5 separate regions of the Mus musculus genome follow, and regions 1, 2, 3 and 4 are each linked to region 5. The links are chromatin loops, found by intact Hi-C in ENCODE. Cell type or tissue: heart. All regions are shown on one strand. Region 1 has its middle 16 kb from the start of Gm36783. Region 2 has its middle 20 kb from the start of Gm36732. Region 3 overlaps Gm15614 (predicted gene 15614). Region 4 has its middle 10 kb from the start of Gm36783. Region 5 overlaps Plb1 (phospholipase B1).

Region 1 (5,000 bases), 87 kb before region 5:
GGTTACCTGGCACTGAACATCCTCTAGCCTTGGCTCCTACTTGAGTTCTGTTTATATTTGCTTCAGGCACAGGCACAGTTCAGGAATTTGCATACTAATTCCACCATATTACCCCATAACCCCAAGATTGGCGTCTCAAACAAAGAGGAGAATGGTTGCTCTGACAGGAGAGGAATTGATCTAAAGGAGACATTGTGTCTACCCCTTCAGCTATCACATTACTGAAACAAGGCCCCCAAAGAATTAACATTTCCCCGGGAATTCTGTGAGATTTCCCATGGGGAAGGAGATGGGTGGCTCCTAATGCCAACCAGAGGAAGAACTTGCCTCCTAAGCAGCGACCTCACAGTTTTGACAAATTAGCACATGTGTTTCCTGGCTTCCTTCCCATCTTTTCTATAAAACTGTGGCTACAAAAAAGGCGGGAAAAGCTGGAGTTGCCTTATCCCTAGTTTGTACAAATTGTGGGTATGTTCGTCTTTTATCAAGATGTATGTGGCTATTTATTTATTTATTTATTTATTTATTTATGTCTTGTAGATCTGAGAGCCTCCATATAACTCTACCTTCTTGTAGATCTGAGAGCCCCCATTTAACTCTATCTTATTGTAGATCTGAGAGCCTCCATATGACTCTACCTTCTTGAAGAATGGGGTGGTATTTTCTTCAGAAAGTCTTCCCAAATACTCTATCCTCTCCCCTCAACTGAGCCAAAGTGAGTCCTGGGAGAAATGAGTGAAAAAAAAATATATGCAATATTATACATATATAATCAATTATATAATATATATGTAGTTATACAGACATGGATTTAAGTTTTCCTACTACCATTTAACATGCACATGTGATATTGGAACAATACTAAACTTCATTGGTCTTTCCTATCTACCTATAAGTGAATGGTAATATATTACTTAAGGGTACGGTAATGGAGATTAAATACTATAACATAACAGGCTAACCAAGCAGGCGGCTGAATCAGTAACAGCTCTGTTCCTTTGCACTCTCAGAGCTGTGTCTGTACTTTCTGTTCAAATCTTAGATGTTCATTTGCTCATCTAACATGGATTTAAGGGTGATGAAGGAAGGCCCCGAGTGTTGGAGCAAGATGGGGTGGGACACGCTTTGCTGTTTTATTTAGCGAAGTTTTGGAAAAAGCAGTATTTGAGTAGTAGAACTGAGGGAGTGAGCCTTGTGGTTATCAGAGACACCAAGGAGAAGTTGTGAGCCAGGAAACTGGGCTGTGTGGGAACAAGCAGGAAGCCAAGTGGTTAGAGCACGCACCAGAAGACGTGGGATAGAGAAGACTAGAGAAGGGGCAGGAAACACATTTCGTGACCTCAGCAAAACCCACCTGTCCCATCTACCCCTTAATAAGGTGGGATGTCACTCGAGAAGGTGTGGCAGAAGAGTGACAGAGCCAGCATAGATTTGCAAAGAAGCCAGAGTGAAACTGGAAGGCCCGTATGCAAGAATGGTGGTCCCAGCCTTTCTTGTCCTTTGATGGTCTTCATTGAGCCACCCTTCCCATTTTCACCCTTTCTCCTTTCCTGCCCTGTTTCCACACAGCAACCAAAGGGACCCTTTAAACATTTTCTTGCCCACTCTCACTTTGACACCTTGGCTTCATTGCAATTTTTTATTTTAAGACAGAGCCAAGATTTTTGCTGGGAAAAGCAGGGAATGGCAAGGTCACTTAGGGGATCCCCAGTGTGAGTGGGTATGAGTGAGACAGGGCACGAAGTGGCTTTGTAATTGCCTAAAGGTCATTTGTAACCACAGACCCCTCTGTGTCACTGCACACACCTCTGCCCCCACCTCTCCCCCTTCTCCTCCCCTCACCTCTCTCTCTGTCTCTCTGTCTCTGTCTCTCTCTGTTTTAGAGAATTCGAATTTCAGTTTTCTTTGTAAAAATTATGCATGTGGGTATTTGCCTGTGTCTATTAAGTCGCCATGTGCATGCAGTACCGGCAAAGGCCAGAGGAGGGCATCAGATCCATGAAACTGGAGTTTCAGCACATGGGTTCTGAGAACCAAATCAGGGTCTTCAAAAAGAGGAGCAAGTGCTCTTAACCACTGAGCCGCCTTTCCATATACAGGTTTTAATTTTTAAAAATAACTGCCGGGCGTGGTGGCGCACGCCTTTAACCCCAGCACTTGGGAGGCAGAGGTAGGCGGATTTCTTAGTTCGAGTCCAGCCTGGTCTACAAAGTGAGTTCCAGGTCAGCCAGGGCTATACAGAGAAACCCTGTCTTGAAAAACTAAAAAAAAAATTTATTGATTCTTTGTGAGGTCATTTGCACCCCAGTTCTACTCATCTTCCCACCCCCTCATCTCTGCCCTTCACCCTTGCAACCTCCCTTCCAAAAAAACAAAACAAAACAAAACAAAACAAAAACTTCACACCACCACCAACAAACAACAACAAAAACCCAGAAAATTAAGCATAGAAAACATCTCGTGGTGGAAGCTGTAGCATGTCACAGTGTGTCCAACAGTCTATCCCTCTGTCCACACACCTTCACTTGCAAATAGTCACTGCAATGTGTCATTGGTCTGGCTTCTGTGACACTGTCAGCATTGAGTCCTCACTGGGACTCCTCTGGATTATCCTGTGGCTGCCCTGTGTCATGGAGGTCCTGCAGCTTTGGGTCAGCAGGACTGTCCCTTTTATGTGTCCAAGCTGTTTGCAAATGAGATAGATTTTGGGGTGGGTCAACTCAGTGCCCTGGATTTAGGCCTGGTTAGTAGTTTGAGCTGGTCAGCATGCCACTGTGGGGTAAGTTGACATTGCCACTGGACAGAACTGGTAAGGCTGAACAGGCTCAGACCCTGGGGAATCTCAGAATGAGAGTGGCAGGGGTGGAGCCAGCTCCCTGACAAACTCTACTTGACACCCCACGTGACAGTCACGTAGCATAAACACCTGGAGTTCTCCATGCTAATGAGATATCTAGATAGGCCCTAAGTGTTCAGCCAATGAGCTTCCCTTCCTGGGCATTCCTTTCCGCAAAAGGGATTTATTTTATCCCTGCTTCACTCTGGTGGACATGCAAGGCAGACATGCAGCCCAGCAAACCAGCTCTCCCTTAGTCACAAGCCAAGGTAAACTCTCCAGCACTGCTCGGACCAGGTCACTGGAGCAGCCATTGGCAGGAGGCAGGGTCAGCTTTCCTGCTCATGCCCTGGTGTACTGGCTCACCAGCACCCGCGCCTCAGAACCAGCTCCACTGTGTCAAGGCGCAGAGCCCGCTCTCCCAAGTACTGCAGCCAGGGACAGCCACAGCTCAACTACCCACATGATCTCAAGGCTAGCTCTCCCTGCTGCCTCAGGTGGTGAGGGGTGAGAGTGGAGAGGGCATCACCCCTGCACCCACTACCTCACGGCACACACGAGGCGGGGCCAGATATCCCACACTTTCATCCTAGGAGCTGGGTCACCTGAGCCCTCTTGACCAGTGCCATCACTACTGTGCTGCCCAGGCAAGCAAGATGCAGGGCCTGCTCTCCCACGTGGTACAACCAGTGAGGGGCAGCTCACCTGCTCTCATGACCCCAAGGCCAGTTCTACCGACTGCTGGAGGAGGGGAGGTTATAGGAAGGGATGGGTGAACATCACTGCTGCACTCAAGACACCTCACAGCGAAGCTGTGGGGCCAGCTCTTCCATGCTCTCGCCCTCGGGGCTGCCTCACCTGTACCCCCATCACCAGGGTCAGCACAACCGTGCTGTTCAGGGGAGGTGCAGGACAGCTCTCCCACGTGCTACAGCTGGTGAGGGGCAGGGCCAGCTCTCCAAAGCTCATGACCCCGTGTGCAGCTTTCCTGACTGCCAGATAGCGAGGGGGTGAGGCACCTCTGTGCCTATGCCACTCCATGGCAGATGAGTGGTGGGGTCAGCTCTCCACACTCCCTCCCTCAGGGGCTGGTTCACCCCCACACCCCCACTACCAGGGCCAGCTCTACTGTGCTGCCTGAACAAGGCACAGGGCTACTCTCACCAGTGCTGCCGTTGGTTTCCAGAGCACAGCAGCCAGTGAGGAGCGGGGCCAGTTCTGCGCAGCCACTGGATATCCACATGATCCTCAGCCAGGGACGCCTCCATGTTCTGCGTCATGAGGACTCAGACAGGGCCCTCAGTGGTAGCTCTGGCTGGGACTGGCCACTCACAACAGACTTCCCCTTTCCGCCGTTGAGCCTCCAGTTCCATCTCTCTTCATAATGCTCAAGTTGATCCACTTCTTTCTCTCCTACCTGACCTTGCACATTGTGGCGGCTCCTGCTGCAGGCTGGCCATGCAGCTGCTGGCCCCTGGGTACCATCCTCCATTCCCACTGCGTGATGTGACAGAGACCGACTATTGCCTGCCTGTGCTATGCTGAGAACGGAGTGGGAGCCTGTGGGCTAGGTCTAGCCCGGGGCAGGGGTTGGAGGTGGGGAAAAGGGGCGCCCCAGCTGGTCCCAGGGACGAGTCCTTGGCTTGACAGGTCTTGGACAGGCAGGCTTGTTGGCAGTTGTGACTGGGAATACAGAGAGGCCTTGTATGGGAGACTAGACGGCAGCTCTATAGGCAAAGGCCTTCTCCATGGCTCTCCACAACAGATCTCGATGAAAAGAGGCAGCCTGTGGTTCCAAACCATTTATTGCCATAGTGGAAAGTGAATACATTAAACCATACCCTACTTCTCAGGGAGGGCCTGAGGTTAAATATCTTTTGCAAGAAGGAGTGTCTGGGAAGGAAAGCTTATTGGCTATGTCCTCCGGGCCTCTAGGCACCCCATTTGCCTGGAGATCTCTATCTTGAGCCTACATATCATGTCTCTTTTCCTATTGTCTTGGTCTGAGATGTTAGGGATGCTTTGTCTACATGTGGAAGGTCTCGGGCATTGAGTTTATGTGACTGATGGCCACACATCTATGGGAGGGGGATGGGGGGGCTCTGCGGCTAGTGACAGGGGCCTTGGTGCCCAGGAGCAGATAAAGCTTCTACCGTCCCTTTTC
Region 2 (5,000 bases), 98 kb before region 5:
CACCAAGGTGTGTGTGCGTGTGTGTGTGTGTGTGTGTGTGTGTGTGCCTGCCATTGTTTGCTTCTTTAGGGTGATGATGCCACGCTGGTCATTGTTGTGGTTCATAGGTGTCATGGCTGGGTAAGGCTGATGATTGCGTCCTTCCTTTAGATGTAAAAGTAACTCTTGGGGGTTTCCTTGTGCCCTTTTTCCTCTCAAATAACTGCAGGGCATCTTCACACCTCCTCTAGCCTATTTTAGCTCCCGAATAAAAGACACAGAGACCTCATATTTTTATTAACAAGCTGCTAGCATTAAGCTGGACAGATCCTGATCATTCTAACCTGTCTAGGCTGCCAGTACCCAGCCCAATGCTCCATTACTTACCATCTGGTCTTGCCTTGGCTCTCTCTGATCCATGTGTGTCCTCAGGGCTGCTTTCTCATCTGGACCTAATGATGAATACCCCTGGTCGATCCATATGGTACCTTCACACCTTCTTCTCTTGGTCCTTTGTACTCTGGTTTCTTGGGACCCTCTCACTGGGATCAGAAGTTTCACCCTATTCTCCTCTGGCCAGCTAATTGGCTGTTCAGCTCTTTATTAACCAATCAGAGGTGATGGAAAACAATTTTCACATAACTTTAGGACTGGAGATGCTTGGCCATGCCATACTGTAACCAGATGTTTGGGCACAGAAATCAGTATCTGAACGCACTATAAAAAATTCTTGCATGTGCATTCTGGTACCATGAAAGCTAGTTGCCAGGGAAGAGGATTTTAGGTCAAACCAAACTCAGGTTCTCTGGATCCTGTGTCCAAAGTTCATGGCATCTTCAGCCATAGGGACTTAACATCCACTTCTGGGAGGCAACTATAGGGTAATGCAGTGGCCTGTAATGTTCTGGGAGTCTCCTGGACAACCCTAGCCAACAACTCCAACAGGGCCTTTGCATGCCTAGTGTTGGAGTTTTTGTTAGATAGTCTGTGGCTCTACAGGGAACCATTATTAGCACAGACAAGAACATTCCATTTGAACTATGTATGAATATTTATACACCAACATATATGTAACTTTAGGTATGTCACTAATTTATGATTCCTTATACATTTACCAGAATTCTTTCTCCTTCCTTTTTCTTCTCTCTCTCTCTCTGTATATATATACATATATATATATGTATACATGTATATATATATATATATATATATATATATTTCTGTGATTAACCACTCCCCAGGGAAGCATAATGTTTCTAAGACCCTCATCTGTTGCTGTTTTTCATTTTTCCTGCTACAGAGTTGGGGAGGGGATAGTCTGCTCTAGGATGGGGGTGGACTTGGAGGACACTTTGAGATAAAGATGTTTGATTCTAAAGCAGGGAGGCTAAGAGCCAGCTTCCTGATAAGCTCAAATAGCACATGATGATTTACCAACATAATGATTGTCACAGACACATACCCAGACTGATGGGATCTCAAGGTTGATTGATTCTCTGCCTTAGAAGTCCTCTAAGACCTGAGTGTCATTCCTTCTCCCAGCACTGGCACACACAGCCACTGATCTTTTCATTGTCTTCATGGTTTAAGAACCCAATGATGCATAGTCTTCTCCCACTGGCTTCTTCCATTTAGTAACTAACTAACTAACTAACTAACACACACACACACACACACACACACACATACACACACACACTTGCACACACACTCTCTCACACTTGCACAGACTCACATACTCATATTCACTCACATATGCACGCACACACTCACACTCTCGCACACTCATATGTTCACACTCACATACTCTCACATACTCATACACACTCACACACTCATGCATACACACACACAGACTCATGCACACACACACACACACACATACAAGCACTCACACACACACACACTCACAGGTATATCCATGCGTATCAGGCTCTCCTGTGTCTTTGACAACTTGATTACTTCTTCCCTTTTAGTGTTGAATAAATCCCGTTTTATGGATGTAAGGGCTACCTTTTGTTGTTGTGTATTTTGGTTTTCATCTAGTTTACCCTAGAGGGATGTCAGCTCTTTCATCTATGGGGTGGGGCACACACCCTACAGAGGATGAGGCTTTCCAGAGCTTCAAGGCTGCACTTCTCCTTGTGCCCAACAGGTGGCTACAGCCCTCTGTTCTGCACTGTAGTAGCTGGTGGGCCTGAAGTCAAGGGCATGGCTTATTAGGGGATTGTGCGAAACAAAAAAGAGATAAATGACTGCAGGTCCTAAAGGCTTCTTGTCTTTCTGCTCGTACAGGTGATTTCGGCTGCTGGAACACTTTTCTTGATTTGGGAAAGGGCAAGTCTCTGAATTATGTAGCCATATCCATTCTTCAAAGAAGTGTTCTGGGGCTTACTCTCCTTGGTATTGCCTCCTAGAAGACTGGAGACTTCTGGAAAACCTGGTCCTCACAATAGCCTCTGATTTCAAGTAGGTGCTTTCCTGTGCACATAGCTCTGAGTGTGGATGAGGGAGCTCATGTGCGCATAACTCCACCAGTAGAGAGAGGTTCGTGTAATGAGGGAGGATGGTGTAGCTAACAGCCTAAATGAGAAAGATTTATGGCGAATGAGACTGTTGTCTTTTGCCAGCAAGTCTGAACCATAGCAACAATGAAATGGGCAAATAAAATGTGGTATGTCCATTAGCAGAATATTATTCAGCCTTGAAGGAGAAAGAAATTCCGACACTTACTATGACATATATGAATGCCGAGGTCATTTGCTACATGAACTGACACACAAATAGCAGTACAACCCACAAATGTTTTGCGAATACACTTATGTGAGGGACCAAAACTTATGGAGACCACATGCTGATAAACTCATTGTAAGTTAGAATGTGTATTGGAAATGCATTAATCTAATGTACCCAACTGAACATCACCACTTGATCAACACCACTGGACAAGGCTGGTCCCTTCCTTTTGTGGTCTCTCGGGGCTGCTGATCAGCACCATAAGAGAGGACAAAACACACACTATTATTTCAGGGAAGGCTTAACACCCGTCAACACAGCTAATACTGTGTGCACATTATAAAGCTCATACGTCACAAGTGGAACTACTGTGAGGTCATGACTGTTTGTAAGGCAGAAGTTTCTGCCACCATGATCCTGTGCTGAAGCCCTCCAGGGATAGACATTCTAAAATGAGACACTGTGCCCTTCGATGCCCCTTTAGCAGTAGAAACAGTAATCCTAAAACAACAGACCAGTGGATTATAGGCATAGATTTTTTTTTCATATGGGTTCAATCTTCCCAGAAGTAGTGGGAAAGAAAGGTTATTAAGATATGGGGAAAGTGGACCTGTTTAGAAATAGTTCTTTGTAGTGATTCCAATCTTCAATGTATCAGTCCAGTCCACTTGGCAGACACCACACACAAACCAGCAGCTGCAGTTCAATCCAGCAGAAACGGAGAGGCTCCCTAACTGGCCCAAGTCCATGGAAGTGGCAGGAAGCCACTGGAACCTCACAAGAAGTTCTTTGGTAAGTTTCTCTCTATAGCGTCACCACAAGTGGAGCTCAGCAATGCAACATACGGCAAGCCAATAATACATGGTGCCGTCAGTGAAGAATAGCAAGGAATAGCAAGGTGCACCAAAGCAAACCAATGCTCAAGCTCCCACTGTCTGTGGGTTCATATTTATATTCCTTCTAAACATCACGTGTCCTTTTACATGTCTATTATAGCAAAACATTTTCACCTATGCCTGCTTTAGCAAAATATTCACAAGTCTGCTTTAGCAAGACATCCTTTCACCTGTGTGCCCCAGCAAAACATCATTTGACATAATTGACTTTGCAATGAAACCAGAAATTTCCACCTGAGAGGATCACAAGCTGGGGCAAGGGGAGGGACTAAAGCCTGCTGAGGGGTCTCTCAGGGTTCTGACAGCTTGTCACATTGCATGATTAGCATACTTCCTGGGTTTGTTAATCTTTCCCATAAAACTGTATAACTGCTAGAGAAAAGGCAGAGAGAAGAAACAAGGAGTTATTCCAGCTTCATTTTGGCCAAACTGGAAATAGATCCCTAAAGGAAATAGTGACTTCTCTTCTGGTTTAAAATGGTTACATGCTCTATAACACGTTAGGGGCACTAGCCAGGACACAGCCCCATGGCTTATCCATTCCTGTGCTTAGGACTCAGGGCACCCTTTGGATTTTGACCAGATCTCATTTGTAAAGAGTACCTGTGTTGTCCAGCTTTCTGAACCAGAGTTAATTCTCACAGTCTGGAGCTTGGTTTGCTTTCTGCTCTTGGTACACTTTGTAAAAGGTACATTTGAACGGCCTGCTGTTGTGACAGCTTGCAGATCTACTAGCTGAATTGTTTTATTAAGCAACAGAACAGTTCAGACAGATCTTGTTTGGCATAGTACTCTTGTGCTCCTGAGAACTATCTCAAGGCAATATAGTGGAGGGCAATACAGCAGGTCAGAGTATCCTCCTCTGGCCTTTGGATACGTTCCTATAAATGAGTATACACCACACACACACACACACACACACACACACACACACACACACACAGTCTGCTTGCATTTAAATTTGAGTAAATTTTTGAGATATCCCTGCTATAATTTGTGTAGGTACAGAAAGTAGTAAGTCCACACCACCTTGGTTGTGCTTGTTTGCTGACTCTTCAGCAAGTAAGCCTTAATGGGTCCTCTCTGAATTAATGCAGCTGTTTGTTATGGCTTGTCTTGTGAATACCCGACTTCATGAAGGCTGTAGCAATGGACTCATTAGAGGTTAGACATTTATGCACATAGAAGACATAGAAGTTCTCTGGACTCCGGAGACAAGACAAAAGTTCCCTCTGACCTACCCTAGGGGATGTTAAGTGGCTTGCCCTGACTTCAAAGTAAACCACATAAGAAGAACATATCTCATTTCTAGGCTGGAAAAACTCTAATAGCTTGTTTGGATATATCATAAGGTCACCTCTCACCTTGAGTCACCCCATAACCCTTGGT
Region 3 (5,000 bases), 220 kb after region 5:
ATGACAGTGATAGTTTCCCAGGACTTCTATCACATCCCAGATCACAAAGACCCAACAAAATATACTTTCTGTTGTTAAGATTTGAGATACAGTAGAAATCAAATGGGGTCAGGGCAATGAAGACAAATCCAAAGAACATTTTGAAATCATGAGTCAGTAAAGCTTCTCCCATTGCCATGAATGGACATGATGGTTTCTAAGACACCTTCAACGCTGGAAATTCACCTTGTACTCCAACATATCCTGTTACATCTGACCTTCATGGAAACCCAGGGAGACAAAGAGAGCAGCTCCATTTCCAAACTCTAATTAGAAAATTGGTGCTAACGCAAACTGTATATGCCCCAGTACAGGGGAACGCCAGGGCCAAAAAAATGGGAATGGGTGGGTAGGGAAGTGGGGGGGGGGAGGGTATGGGGGACTTTTGGGATAGCATTGGAAATGTAATTGAGGAAAATATGTAATAAAAATATTAAAAAAAAAAAAGAAAATTGGTGCTAAGGGGCATAAAGGAATTAATCCAGTATCACATGCTAATGTCAGGACCAGTGTCCCTTCACCATTCCACTGCTGTCACTGCACCTTGTCTCTGAATATTCCACCTCCATCAGCCTCACTGGCTCACACAAAGCCTTTATGAGTAGGCAGATGGAATTAAGTACTCATTTATAGTCTCTGCAATGACAACAAAAGAAAGCATTAATAAGAACTGTATTGAGGAACTACGAAAATCAAGTTAGGGGTGGTAGCCCATATCTTCATTCCCAGCATTTAGGACCCAGGCTGAAGCAAAAGTATTGTCATGAGTTCAAGATTAGACTATGCTACAATACAGTGAGCACCAGATCACCAGCCTAGGCTCTACCTGAATAGTACTCTACCTGAATCAGAGACAGAGCAGGGTTAGAGCCATAGTTAACACAGAAATTTAAAAGATCCCCAAAAAAGTCAGAAATTTTCTGAATTTTTCCCCCATGGTCACCAAATTGCTCACCATGGGGGAAAAATTTTGAAATGACATCATGCCTGGAGCTGAGTTAGAATGGACTCAGCATTAAGACTAGCCTTGGCTACACAGACAGCTACATGGAAAGAGAAAGAAAGAAAAAGAGAAAGAGAGAGAGAAAGAAAGAGAGAAAGAAAGAAAGAAAGAAAGAAAGAAGGAAGGAAGGAAGGAAGGAAGGAGGGAGATAGAGGGGAAGGAAGGGAGATAGAGGGGAAGGAAGGGAGAGGGAGGGAGGGAGAAAGGAAAGAAGGGAGAAAGGAAGGATTGAGTAAAGGGGAAAAAAGAAAAGAAGGGGAGAGCGGCAGAAGGGAGGGAGGGAGGGAGGAAAAGTAGGCCTACATAATTCATAGCCTCAGTAACTATAGGACAAGAGAGAAACAAGAATTTCTTCTCCATAGAAGAAACTGCTCTGGCTATAGCAGCAGGCATGCTGCAGGGAAACAACAAGCAGACTGCTGGACTCCCATGATAGCAAGAACATAGCACTAGTTAGACAGCATGAGCTGCAGGAAGCCCAGTTAACACCAGTAACCACCAAGCTGACAAATCTGACTGACCTTGAACTTCATTACATTTTTATTGAAATATGTTAGCATAATAAGACCTTTACCAAGAGGGACCTGTAACACAAATCTAAGGGCATTGAGAGCCATGAGACAGTCTATACTGAAATCTCCCCCCTTCCCCCCCCCCACCCCAAATGCAGGTCCCAGAAAGGACATGGCTATTCAAGCCAATAAACAAGATATGTGCTTTTGTTACTGCTTGCTACTATCCTATTTGGCAGGATGCTGCCATTTTCCCTTCAAGACACTCTTCATTGACTGGGCTGCATTGGGCCTGCTGTGTTTCTTTTAAGTAACTCTCACTTTCCCTTTTCTTCAAAAATTAAGCAGGATCTGATTTCTATTCTACAGGAGAAAGGACCCACCTGGCCAATAACATTCTAAAAGTAACCATCCTCCATGAACATCACCTTGAACATGCTTTATTTCCCCCCATTCCTCAAGAAATTTGAAGTCTCCAATCTCTTAGATGATCCCTCTTGCTATAACACTCCTCAAATAGGCAAAGCAAGTCTACAATGTTTTCCAGCTATAAAGTAAAGTTTCTGAAAATTGAAAAGAAGATGAAAATGTGCTATGATGGTTTGAGTGAGAAATGGCCCCATAGGCTCCAGCATTTGAGTATTTGGTCCTCAGTTGGTCCTGTTTGGGGGAGGTTTAGGAGGTGTGGCCTTGCTGGAGGAGGTACATCACTGTGGACAGGCTCTGAGATTTTATAAGTTCATCCCATTCCCAGTTCGCTGACTCTGATTGGTGCTTGAAGTTGGAGATGCTCACTCTCTGTCCCTGCTGTCATGTTTCCTCCTCCACTCTTACAGACTCTCTATCTGCAATCACAACCCAAAATAAGCTCTCTCATCTACAAATTGCCTTGGCCACAGCAACAGAAAATCATCTACTATAGGTGTAGTCACTCATCATCTTAGCTGAAGAGAGTATTGTATGAAATTCTTAAGGGCCATCAGAAGTGCATCCAGGGAAGGTTATTTGACATCATAGAGAAGAACATGGAGGCTCAAAATATTAAGAATAGAAAGGCCACTGTGGCAGACTAAAGGCAAGCAGCGCCTCCCAGTGGCTCAGAATTGAGGCAGCTTAGAATTAAAAAATAGCAATGTGGATGCCTGAGGGAACATGCTCAAGTTTAGTACTGGACAAACAGTAACTTGAAAAGTCTCCAGTTATTGAAACAGGGGGTGAGAAACAACATAACACCTCTCAGCCTGTAAGCAGCATTGTAGAGGGAAGAGCTAACTGCTAGGGAAAGAGAGAAAGGCGTAATGGGTAAAACTGGTACCAAAAGAGATGGATACAAAAGCAGCCTGAGCTTAGACCATCCCTGTGCTGTGGAGAAGGTCTGTGCTTAAGAAATGTTCTGGGTTTCTCAACATAAAAGCACAGTGCTATAACTGACAGCCATGCAAAGGTCAGCACCAAGCTTGGTGCTTTAGAGAATATAAGTTCTGCATCTTCCTTTCGCTGGAAGATCATTGTCAATATTGACATGCTGTTCTGAACATGTAGCCCAGTCTGGCCCCAGAAGAATGCCAGTGAAGCTAGCTCATTGTGAAAGATGTGCATATTCAGGCCATAAATGAGGCAAGGGGTGGAACTTGCTTTAGCTGTATAGCTAAGGTCAAGAGACTCTGGAAGCTCTGGATTGTGAGCAGGTAGTGGCCCTTGGGAAACTACACCTCTGTATGGCCTTTGTCTTGTATTGTTTTTTTAGCCCATCCCATATTTAAACAACATGGGTTATGCCGCCAAGACAAAGTTGATTCCATGATAACCTGGTACAAAGCAGGGAAACGAATGTAGACCCAATGACCTCCAGCTCTAAGCCATGCCCACTGACCTACTGACAATACTAAAGGAGGAAGGGGTGGATATTTTCACAGGCTTTGAGTGCTCCATTGGTTGCACAGTGTACTGAGACGTAGAAAGATCAGTGGGAATGGAGGATAGTCACTAACTCTTGTGGTTGAGACATTGACATGGTTCTCTTTTCTTTCCCTTTTCATTTCTTATGAAGACTTTTTTATGCTTGTAGATGAGTTTATGGTGTTTCCCTATTTATGTTTGTATACATATGTTTTTATTGTTCAGTGTTGTATTTTTGTTTTTCTTTTTCTCTCCTTCTAGTCATCAAGTCCTTATACTGCATTTTTCCTGTTCTTATAGACAGTCTTCATTTTTCATCATACTACTGATCTCTATCTTTTAATTTTTTGGATATTATTTCTGCTTTCCATTCTCTGTACTCTTCTTTCTTCATCTTTCTTATATATTATGATGCTTAAAAACTATTTTATCTGCATCATTTAAAACTTCAGTTTGGGCCAGCACTGGGGCACCTTGGGCGCGGAGTTGGCGAACACCCCCAAGGTCCCCTAGAGGACTCTCCACGCAATCTTAGGACCACCGGTGAGTAGAACACAACTTCTGTTCCAATCCAATCGTGCGGGACCTGAGATAGCATTAGAGAAGCAGGAAACCCGGACTGACCAGGGTCACAAGTCCCTTCCGGTTGACACCAGCACTTGGTCACCTGGGCACAGAGTCGGTGGAAACCTCCAAGGTCCCTAGAGGACAGCTTCTGAGACAGACCCCGTTTCGGGCCCCAGACATCCGGGCACCTTCCCTGCCAGAGGAGAGGTGTCCGCCCTGCCCGGGAGGGCTGTGCTGGAGCACCTGGGGGAGCCATTCTTGGTTCCCGGATCCCTCTGAGACTAGTCTGTGCAGGTGAGAGTGTTGACTACAGAAGCTAACAGCTTCTGGGACAGGTCCTGTTCTGGGCCTTCATCTTCTGTCAGGAGGGAGGTCTGAATGCCAGATATCTGTGCACCTTCCCTGTAAGAAGAGAGCTTGCCTGCAGAGGGTGCTCTGACCACTGAAACTCAGAGGAGAGAGCTAGTCTCCCAGGTCTGCTGATAGAGGCTAACAGAATCACGAGAGGAACAATCTTTAGCAAGAGACAACTATAACAACTAACTCCAGAGATTGCCAGATGGTGAAAGGCAAACGTAAGATTCTTACTAATAGAAACCAAGACCACTCACCATCATCAGAACGCAGCACTCCCACCTCGCTCAGTCCTGGGCACCCCAACACACCCAAAAAGCTAGACCGGGATTTAAAAGCATATCTCATGATGATGGTAGAGGACATCAAGGACTTTAATAACTCACTTAAAGAAATACAGGAGAACACTGCTAAAGAGTTACAAGTCCTTAAAGAAAAAGAGGAAAACACATCCAAACAGGTGAGGGAAATGAACAAAACCATATTAGTCTTAAAAAGGGAAGTGGACACAATAAAGAAAACCCAAAGCGAGGCAAAGCTGGAGATAGAAACCTTAGGAAAGAAATCTGGAACCATAGATGCAAACATCAGCAACAGAATACAAGAGACGGAAGAGAGAATCTCAG
Region 4 (5,000 bases), 81 kb before region 5:
ACAGCAGTGGGACCCTAAAACATCCTTTTTGCTTCCCGGGTTTCTTCTATCTACAAATGCAAGTTCTTTCACCAAGTAAGGGAAATGGTGAGGATTATTTCTTCAGTTCCTTCCCCTGCTTCTTTCCTAGAGTCTTCCTTGCTCCCTTTGATTCCAATTCCACATTAAACATTTTGATATTATTTTTCAGAACTGCCCCAGGCTCAGCTTTCTCCTCCTGCCTCAGTTCCCCAGAACCCCCACTTTGTTCTCAGAATGGAAACATCTAACTTCAAGACCATTCACTTTTTTTCTCTGTCACTAAGCAGATCCAGATGATGTCCCATCACAAAACTCATTTCCAGTCTTGTTATTTCCGCTTAGCTTTCTGTTAAATAAAGTTGGTCACTCTGCTGCACTTCTGTGTTGAAAAGATATAACCCCTCACCCAGTGAAGCAAACTTTCAATAGCTACTTTAGAAATATGATCTAGGGCCAAAGAGATGGCTCAGTGGACAAAGGTGTTTGTTGTGTAAGTCCTGATGGCCAGAGTTCAATCCCAGGACCCACACAAGGGTGTGAAGGGAGAAGAGACCCACAAAGTTGTCTTCTGACCTCCACACATGTGCCATGGCACAAGTGTGCATATACATGCATGTTCTCTCTCTCTCTCTCTCTCTCTCTCTCTCTCTCTCTCTCTCTCTCTCTCTCTCTCTCTCTCTCTCCTTTTCTCTTAAGATTGGGTTACATTTTCATTGTTTCTTTCATATGTTTAATAATTTCCTATATTCTTATTACACAAATTCTAACGATTCATTAGTTGCAGAAACCTTGGGCTCTGCTAAGTAGCTCCTGCAAAATGTCCACACTTTTGTAGCAGACAATGAACTTCATCAGGTATAAACGATCTCTTGGGTGACAGCGTTGAGTCTCAGTTCCATCTGTCTACTCTTTGACGGAGCACATTTCATGCTGGGATCAGGACCTCTCCAGATTTTGAGCAAAGTCTACCATAATGTATGGTCTGTCTTTCTGTGGGTTCTCCCTCCTCACTTCCATGGCCACAGTTGCCTCAAATGCAAGCCTTTGATTCTTTGGGCCAGGATTTCTATTGCCATCTTGTCTATTTTATAAAATCCTATTGAAAATGGGAAATTCATCCTAGACATTCTTTTTATTCCAGCATTGACTAAGCTCCAGAAACTGCCTGCTCATTAATTAATTAATTAATTAATTCACTTTACATCTCAAGATCAGCCTCCCTCTCCTCCCAGCTCCTCCTCACACAGATCCTCCCATTCCAGCCCCACACAACATGAAACTGCCTGCTTCTGTGCGCCATTCAGGGCCTTGTTTTTCACAGCCTGCCCAGAGTTTGACGTTGTTATGTGCCGAGGCAAGTATACTGGTGACTATCAGACTACACTGAGAGCAGAGCTGCTGACATCTCTTAGGATGCCTTACATTTGAGGTGGGCAGCAGCCGTGCAGCTGAAGATGCTCACCAGCCGATTGGAAAGAGACACACTTAGAGAACACTGGACTCACTTAACCTTTGACAGACAAGAAATCACGTGAGTGCCATTACCTATTGGGTGGGTGTGCAGTAAGAGATACAGGCCCAGGACCAAATCTCACTTGCACTCAGATGGTAAGGATGGGCAGGGAGAATTAAAAAGAAGCCTGGGAAAGAGTGCAAAACTGGGAGGCGAAATACACAGGAGTGTTCTCTTCGAGTTCAAGGGACTTCAACTAAGAGAGCAGTTGACTGATAACTGCTGCTGATGGCTTCAGTAAGACAAAGCTCACAACTGACTGCTGGGTGGCTCCAGGAAGCTCCTCCATGCTGAACTGTTCTAAGTGCTGGAGGTAGAACCTGATGAAAGGAACAGCCAAGTCCAGAAGAATCAAGTACTGGTCAAAAACTTTAAACACTGAACACAACACACACACACACACACACACACACACACACTACAGAAAAACAGGGCTGATGTTGGAGGACATATGCAACTTAAGAGAAGTTTTATTTGAATGTTTGACCTTAAAAAAATGGTACTGTGTTGGTATCCCAAAGGAGGGCAAGATGGAGAAGGAAACATGGGAGCATGGGGGTCCTATCTACAGTTAGTGTCTTGATCATTGTTTTATTGCCAAGAAGAGATACCATGGCCATGGCAACTCTTAGAAAGGAAAACATTGCAGGCTTGCTTACAGTTTCAGAGCTTCAGTCCATTCTCATCATGGTAGGGAGCTTGGTGGCCTGCAGGCACACATGGTGCTGGAGGAATAGTTTGAGGATTCCACATCTAGAACTGCAGGCAGCAGGAAGAGAGAGCCTTTGGGCTTGGCCTGGGCTTCTGAAACCTCAAAGTCTACCCCCTGTGACATACATCCTCCAGCAAGACCTCACCTACCAACAAGGCCACACCTCCTAATCCTTCTAAGTACTACCACTCCCTGATGACTAAGCATTCATGTGAGTCTATGCGGCCATTCTTATTCAACCACCACAGGTTTTCAGCAGGTTCATAGGAAGTTCCAGAAAATGACAGAGGCCACCCAACTGTTTTGGGTCAGCTCCTTCAGTCTGTAGATCATACTAATTAAATCTGTTTGTAGAGCTAAGCTACTCAGGCATGTAAAAGGTGGGATGGGAAGCATGCTGCCCCCTCATTCCTGTTACTCCCTGAGGAGATCTTAGAGTAGCTGTGCTAAGGGCTGCAGCAGGAGGACGTAGGGAATGGAGCTGGCCATGGGGGTTGACTCCAGAGGAACAGTGAGTGCAGAAGTCTCTGAAAGAGGAGTGTGACTGGAGTGAGTGTCAAGACAGTGTTGTTGTAGGGAGGTAGATCTAAGAATGGGCACCAAGGTATCATTTGAGATCAAATCCAGCACCTTCAGGTACATTTTGTCATGGTCTCTTTCCAGAAGAATGACAGCATTTGGTCGCCATCCTGCCCAGGCCTGGCCAGGTAAGATTAACTGGAGTCTGGATTTGGGCTGTGGAGTTTCTTTCTCTGTCTCTGATCTTGGTTTTCAAATTAATTTTTCCCACTGTCCTTTACCTTTTTCTTCCTTCCCTTCCTGTCTTCTTTTCTTTCCTTTTTTTGGGTTTGTGTTTGTTTGTTTGTTTGTTTTGAGACAGGGTCTCACTCTGTGACCCAAACAGTCTCGGAACTCATTTTGAAACCAGGCTGGATTTGAACTTTGAGTGATCCTCCTGCCTCCACCTCTTGAGTGCTGTGTGTCAGTCACCATACCCCCCACTCAATTATTTTCACTAGTTTTACATCATAATCTAGTGCATATAGAGAAAGAAAACAAAGACTCCCATAGGACCAAAACTTCAATAAAGGGGTTGGGGAGATGACTCAGTGGCAAAATGCCTACTGTATAACCATTAGGGTCTGACTTGATCCCCGGTACCCACATAAAAGCCAGGTACTGAACTGGCAAAATGGCTTAATGTGTAGACACGTGTTGCCAAGTCTGATGACCTGAGTTTGACCCCTGGAATCCACATGGTGGAAAGAGAGAACCAACATCTGAACATTGTCCTCTGAGCTTCACACATATGTTGTGACCTGCACATGCCCCCCCCCCCAATATCCTCACACAAGCTCATACCCACAAATGGCAAATACAGTTAATAATAACTTTTAAAGGGCCAGGCTTATGTTTGTAACCCCAGTGCTGCAGGGGCAGAAACAGGTGAATCTCTAGAGCAAGTTGGCCAGCTATTCTAGCTGAATTAGTGAGTTCCGTGTTCAGTGAGAGATTCTGTCTCAAAAACTAAAGTAGAAAACAATAGAGAAAGACATCCAAAATTGATCTCTGGCTTCCAAGAACCCTCATATATTGTATTGTATTAGTTGTTTTCCTTTCTGCTGTGGCAGTGCGTGACAAAAGCAACCTAATGAAGGAGGAGTTTTCTTGTGGCTCACAGTTTGAGGGGATACAGTTCATGGTGGTGGGAAAGGCATGGCAGCCGGAGACGGAGGGAGTGAACCACTGTTTTCAGCTTACTTTCACCCTTTCATTCAGCCTTGTACCCCAGCCCGTGGAAATCTACTGTCCACATTCAGGATGAGTCTTCCCACCCCAGTTAATCCAATCTAGATCAGACCTCAAAAATATGCTCAGAGTTTGTCTCCTAGATAATTCTAGATCCTGTCAATCATCACATGCACCATCCATCATCTCGGTGCATTTCTCCTCAACTTAGATCAGCCTATATGAGCTTTGGGACACGTTTATGTCAATGTGCAGTTCGGCTGCTGTATTAGCCACTTTTCTGTTACTGTAATGAGATGTCAAGACTGTAGTAGTTTGAATATGCTTGGCCCAGGGAGTGGCACTATTTGGAGGTGTGGCCTTGTTGGAGGAAGTGTGTCACTGTGGGTGTGACTTTAAGATGCTCCTCCTGACCATGTGAGAGTTAGTCATCTCCTACCAGCCTATAGATGAAGATGTAGAAATCTCAGCAACTCCTGCACCATGCTTGCCTGGACACTGCCATGTTCCTGCCATACTCCTGATAACAATGGACTGAACATCTGAACATGTAAGTCAGCTCCAATTAAATATTGTCTTTATAAAACCTGCCTTGGTCATGGTATCTGTTCACAGCAGTAAAATCCTAAGACAGTGACCAAGGCAACTTATGAAAGAAAGCATTTAATTGGGCTTATGGTTCCAGAGGATTCTAAATCTTGTTTCCACAAAGATTCTAAATTCCACCAGGATGACAGTCAGGGTTAACTATCATACCCTATAGGACAAGTGATCAATGGAACTGAGATATGTAGTATAGAGTAAAGAAGGGCTAAGAAGCACACTTGCTTCATTTGTCAACCTCGTGGGATTTAGAATCCTCATGGAGACAAACCTCTGGGTGTGTCAATGAGGGAGTTTCTAGATTAGGTCGATGTGGGAAGATCCACCTTGAATGTGGGTGGCACCATCCCATTGGTTGTAGCCCCAAGAGTGAATAGAAAGAAAAAAGCCAACTGAATACTA
Region 5 (5,000 bases):
AGACCCCAGTATATTGGAGATGCCAGTACTATGGGATGACCACCAAAAATAGCAGCAGCAGTAGAGTGGAGTCAACCAGAGCCTAGAATTCTACAAAGGACAGAGCTGGAGATGTGACTCAACCCCTTTTGGAAGAGCCCAGAAAAAGAAGGTCACGTGTGGATCCCAGATATTGGAACAAGAAGCTGTAAAGTTGAAGTTGTGTTGCTAGATGTTAGAGATGTCAGAGCTGTGGGCTATCTGCCGAGGAAAGCTGCAAACAGGGAGTAGAAACAGCCCAAAAGAAGTTGTTGCAGTCACCAGAGAGGAAGGGAGTTGTAGATCTGAAGCGCACTTTGACATCAGACATGGAGGTGCAGAGTTTGGAATTTGCCCAGCTGGTTTTTGGACTAGCTTTGATATTTCCAAACTAGTATTTCCTCACTATGACATTTTGGAATAGTAATGTATATCCTGTAATGTTAGAGGTATATGATCTGCTTTTTGATTCTCATTTTATAGGGGATTCCAGTTAAGAAATTGCATGAATCTCAGAAGAGTCTTTGAACTTTGGACTTTTAACATTGTTGAGACTGCTATAGACAATGGGAGATTTGAAGTTGGTCTAAATGTATTTTGCATTATGCTATGGCTATGTATGGCCCCATAGACTCATGTATTTGAGCAAGCCTATGGGGACCAGGAAGTGGATTGTGGTGGTTTGAATATGCTTAGCCCAGGGAGTGGCACTATTAGGTTAGTGTGTCACTGTCGGGATGGGCTTTGAGACCCTCCTCCTAGCTGCCTGAAAGCCAGTCTTCTCCTGGTTGTCTTCCAAACAAGATGTAGAACTCTTGCCAGCCTGGTCTCCAGAGTGAGTTCCAGGACAGCCTGGGCAATACAGAGAAATCCTGTCTGGAAAAAAAACAAGAAAAAAAAAAAAGTAGAACTCTCAGCTCCTCCAGTGCCATGCCTGCCTAGATACTGCCATGCTTCCAGCCATGATGGTAAAGGACTGAACCTTAGTCAGCCCCATTTAAATGTTGCTCTTTATAAGAGTTGTCTTGGTTATGTTGCCCCTTCACAGCAATGGAAACCCTAACTAAGACACTACTGAACTGCAGTGAAGATAACCTGGGAATTTCTGCTGGAGTTTAGAAATATATGCTTCAGGGAAGGAGATGTCCTGCATCTTCCAGCTTTTTCTTACCTGCACGTACTAGGGATGTCACGATGTTCAAAGGCTTAATTACTCTGGTTACATGTTTCACAATTTAAAAAAAAAATGGGCACAGCTCCTCTAAGCACATGCTCTGAAGAAATACATGCTATAGGCTCTTGACACTGCAGGCTCACGCTTCTCCTACTTGCCATCCAGGCAGGGCTTTCCTGGAGAGGTATAGCTGTAGATGGTACTAGACTCATCCCAGAAAGGGTGGGAGGTATATCCACAGGGTGTTCCATCTGGATTCTAGAACTTTCCTAGATGTCCTAGACAGGATAAGGGTGCAGGCCTTCAAACAGGTGGACAGCTGGGCCCTGAGAAAAAAAGCATGGGCACCACTGGCTATTTGAGTTCTTTTTCAGGCAGGCAATGGAGCTGGGGCCAGCCCTTGGAATATCTTGGATGTCTTAACTGAATACCGAGGCCTGTCCTGGAGGTGAGTGAACCCAGAAGCCCCTGAGCCTTCTAGAAAACCTCTGTGGGAGATGGGCCATCTTTCTACAACAAATTTCCAAATTCAATTTATTTGCTCCTCCCATCCCCAAGACTATAATACCTGTATCAGGAGGTAGTGTTGCCTGGACAGGAGTTTGTGGGGGGGAGGGTTAAACGTGCACATCTCCCTTGGAGTCTTAGCCTTGGGTCGGGAGACCCTGACTCTCCTAAAGGCACTCTTTTCCAAGCTAAGTAGCGAAGAGAAAGATCCAGGGTAAGCTATGGGCGGTAATGGAGAGGCCAAGTGGTCCCTTGGTGGCCCCAAAAGAATCCCTCTGGATTGGGAAATGTAATGAAAGAGACCAACTTGGTTCTCCCTGCTCCAACATTAGAGCGGGCTCATAGCTGAAAGTACAGTAACAGCAGCAGCAACAGTTTAAGTTCTCTTGTCTGTTTGCTCCGGTGTACAGGGAGGGAGGAAAAGAATTGCATTTCTGCGACGGATAAAGGGCAAGTCCACCCGGCTGTGATTCAGAAGGGCACTCTGTCTTGCTTGGCATTTTAAACCGTCATTTTCTTTCTTGCTTCTCACCAACAGTGTGGGCGGGGATGAGACCATCAAAACCGTGACCACCCTACCCAGTGAGTACCCTGGTGCTCTGGGCGGCAGGCTACGCCTGAGCCCACTGCGCCTCCCTCTGGCAGTCGCCAGCCTCCCAAGGCAGGATGCAGCTGTGTGCAGTAGGGAGCGCTGCTTCCCGGAGGCTGCCTTCTCTTAGCTCCTGAGCTAATTAAAACTTTGGCGGGTTTTGTTTGCTTTTATGTGGGTCCCCCACCCCCACCCCAACGGGAAATCGCCTCTATCCAATAAATGAATTGCGTGAGGAAAGAAAGAAGGACTTAAACCAAATCTCAGGACAGATCATTTAAAAGTAATCCAATAAAGAAGGCATTCTGGACCTAGAGCGAGGGGTAGGGTTGCGGGGGTGGGGTGGGGTGGGAGGTGGCGGATGGGGTTTAAGCATCTCTGCTCACAAGACCTTACTGTGTAAACCCGCAGCACTTGCAGTAGTGAGAAATGAAACTACCTTGCTTGGGCAGTGCAAACATTGCCATACTTTGGATTCAATATTTTCCTTAATTGCTTTGCCAACACCTACTTGGATGATTTTTGTTTTTTAAAGCCTGGCTATATTTTTCTGAGGGGTCTGCCTTTGATCTTTTGGTTATAGCTATTGCTAGTGCTTTCTGTTATGTTATTTGATTCATTATCTTTAGTATTGCCAAGCCCGTGTTTATTGCTACAGTTACACTTTTTTTTTATATATATAATTTATTTATTTATTATATATAAGTACACTGTAGCTTACTTCAGATACTCCAGAAGAGGGCATCAGATTTCTTTACGGATGGTTGTGAGCCACCATGTGGTTGCTGGGATTTGAACTCGGGGCCTTCGGAAGAGTAGTCGGCGCTCTTAACCACTGAGCCATCTCACCAGCCCCAGTTACACTTTCTTATAATAAGGTGTTAGGCAATATTTACAGTGTATTCTTTGCTTCTCAGAAACCTTTAAGGATTTTACCTGGGAGGCACTTGATTGGTTTTATTCTATTTTTTCTGATATATATATATATATAGATAGATAGATAGATAGATAGATATAGATATAGATATAGATATAGATATAGATATAAATATATCCCTTTGGTACATTATCTTGACCTAAGACACAATTTGAGTTTTAAGCCAGCAAGTTTAGACAATAGGGATATGATACATAATGTCCACACTGGCACACCTGATCAGACCTCAAGTCTGTTATCTATTTTAGTTCTTAGAAAACTGTGTTGAATTTAAATAGGTACAGTTCTGTGTCATGAGAACTCCTTGTTCCCTGTTGCCAGAAGGTGACAGACTGCTCCCGTGAGTGTGATGAACTTGGCTTTGAGATGATCCAGCAAGATGGCTGGACATCATATTGTTCAAGATCATTCACCAAAGTGCTTTACAAATGACATCGACAGTGTCGCCCACTCAGGAGGGCTCCCCCTAATGCACTTAGCTTAGCTGTTCAGCTTTCTTTCTTAGAGGAGGGAGGACCACCTGATCATAGAGCTTCAGGATTCAGTGCATGGCAGCTGTTTAAAAAGGTAAAATGTGCTGTGTCGGTACAAGGTCAGGACAGAACTTATCCCCAATGCCTTTTTAAATTTAACCCAGCAGATGCTGTAGGATAGGGTGTGTGGGAGACAGACCTCTGCCCTGATCAGCAAGTCTCCAGGGCGAGGTATGCCACCACAAAGACAGACACATGAATTGATCATCAACAAGTATGGATGAAAAAGTCTGTATTGTGGAAAAAAATCAGCAAGAAAATTGAGATTGGGTGCGGGGACAGAAATGTTAGAAATGAAAATACCCAGTGAGACAAATAGCCTAATGAAAGCATTGCCAAAAGCTGTAACCAAATAGGGAAAGCATCGGGAATAGGGGACAAGACTAATGAACTCTCTAATCACACATCATTTAAAGAAATAAATGAATTTGACCACAATGTCTAAGAATTCTGGGGTATGATCGAGAGGCCAAATCTAAGAATGGATAAGATAGAAAGAGATGAAATAAATTCTAAAGGAATATGGAATTATCCAGGTAAGCTTATAGCACAAGATTTATCAAATCTAGAGAAAAATTCAAGCACAAGAGAGCCAAAATAAAGTCAACCAAAGAACCTCTCCACAATGTGTTATAGCCAGTGTATCAGAAGTTAAAAGCAAACAATATTAATAGCTGTAAACAGGGAAGGCTAACTCACCCACAAAGGCAACTACATCAGAATAGCAGCAGATCTCATTAGCAATCATAAAAGTCAGGAGGGCATAAAATAATGTATTTCAAGCCCTGAAAGTAAACAACTGCCAATCAAAATTGCTATACCAGCAAAACCATCTTTTAAGTTTGATTAAAAGATGACAAATTTTAAGAGCAAAATGAAGAAACTAACTTCGATGAAGAAAAGCCCAGAAATGGACAGATTCACTAATGAATTCCACTGAGCTTTTAGAGAAGAGCTAACAGCTGTCCTAAAACCATTCCACAACATGGAGAGGGCAAGAACACCACCTCACTCATTCCACGGAACAAGTAGCAACATGCCAACACTGCTGAACACAAGGGTAGCAAAAAAAAAAATCCATTTTCTTTGTGATTCTTAGTAAAATACTTGTAAATTACATTCAAGAACACATTGTGACCATATGCAAGTTAGTGTCTTTCTTTCCAGAGATACAAGGATGCATTGCCATATACAAATTAGTATGGACAGAAATCACATGATCGTCTCAGTAGATGCGGGGAA

Evidence for each region. Hi-C counts contacts between places; a loop is a spot of excess contacts. Peaks named below come from ENCODE experiments on the same cell type or tissue, not always from the same donor. Only the 100,000 strongest peaks of a DNase experiment are listed, where the experiment ranks them.
Region 1: a loop joins it to region 5, with 4 times the contacts of the local background. A loop is called at or near these places in 11 of 42 quality-filtered maps.
Region 2: it touches region 5 in a loop (3-fold over the local background); 9 of 42 quality-filtered maps call a loop at or near these places.
Region 3: a loop joins it to region 5, with 2.4 times the contacts of the local background. A loop is called at or near these places in 8 of 42 quality-filtered maps.
Region 4: a loop joins it to region 5, with 2.7 times the contacts of the local background. A loop is called at or near these places in 14 of 42 quality-filtered maps.

Annotation. Positions count from the first base shown.
Region 1 is chr5:32,213,718-32,218,717 of GRCm38, forward strand. No RefSeq gene overlaps it. Among named protein-coding and RNA genes, the nearest start is that of Gm36783, 16 kb to the right of the region's middle. In heart, a CTCF peak has its summit at 1,987 (motif pointing right); no DNase peak of the experiment used is centred here; H3K27ac peaks cover 663 bases.
Region 2 is chr5:32,202,700-32,207,699 of GRCm38, forward strand. No RefSeq gene overlaps it. Among named protein-coding and RNA genes, the nearest start is that of Gm36732, 20 kb to the left of the region's middle. In heart, a CTCF peak has its summit at 2,132; no DNase peak of the experiment used is centred here.
Region 3 is chr5:32,517,943-32,522,942 of GRCm38, forward strand. The region is part of intron 2 of Gm15614 (predicted gene 15614); the gene reads right to left. Among named protein-coding and RNA genes, the nearest start is that of Ppp1cb, 61 kb to the left of the region's middle. In heart, a CTCF peak has its summit at 2,640; no DNase peak of the experiment used is centred here.
Region 4 is chr5:32,219,749-32,224,748 of GRCm38, forward strand. No RefSeq gene overlaps it. Among named protein-coding and RNA genes, the nearest start is that of Gm36783, 10 kb to the right of the region's middle. In heart, no CTCF peak of the experiment used is centred here; no DNase peak of the experiment used is centred here.
Region 5 is chr5:32,301,070-32,306,069 of GRCm38, forward strand. Plb1 (phospholipase B1) reads left to right here. Exons shown (of 59, transcript NM_001081407.1): 20 at 1,567-1,640; 21 at 2,238-2,281. Among named protein-coding and RNA genes, the nearest start is that of Gm36840, 51 kb to the right of the region's middle. In heart, a CTCF peak has its summit at 2,346; no DNase peak of the experiment used is centred here; H3K4me3 peaks cover 822 bases; H3K27ac peaks cover 264 bases.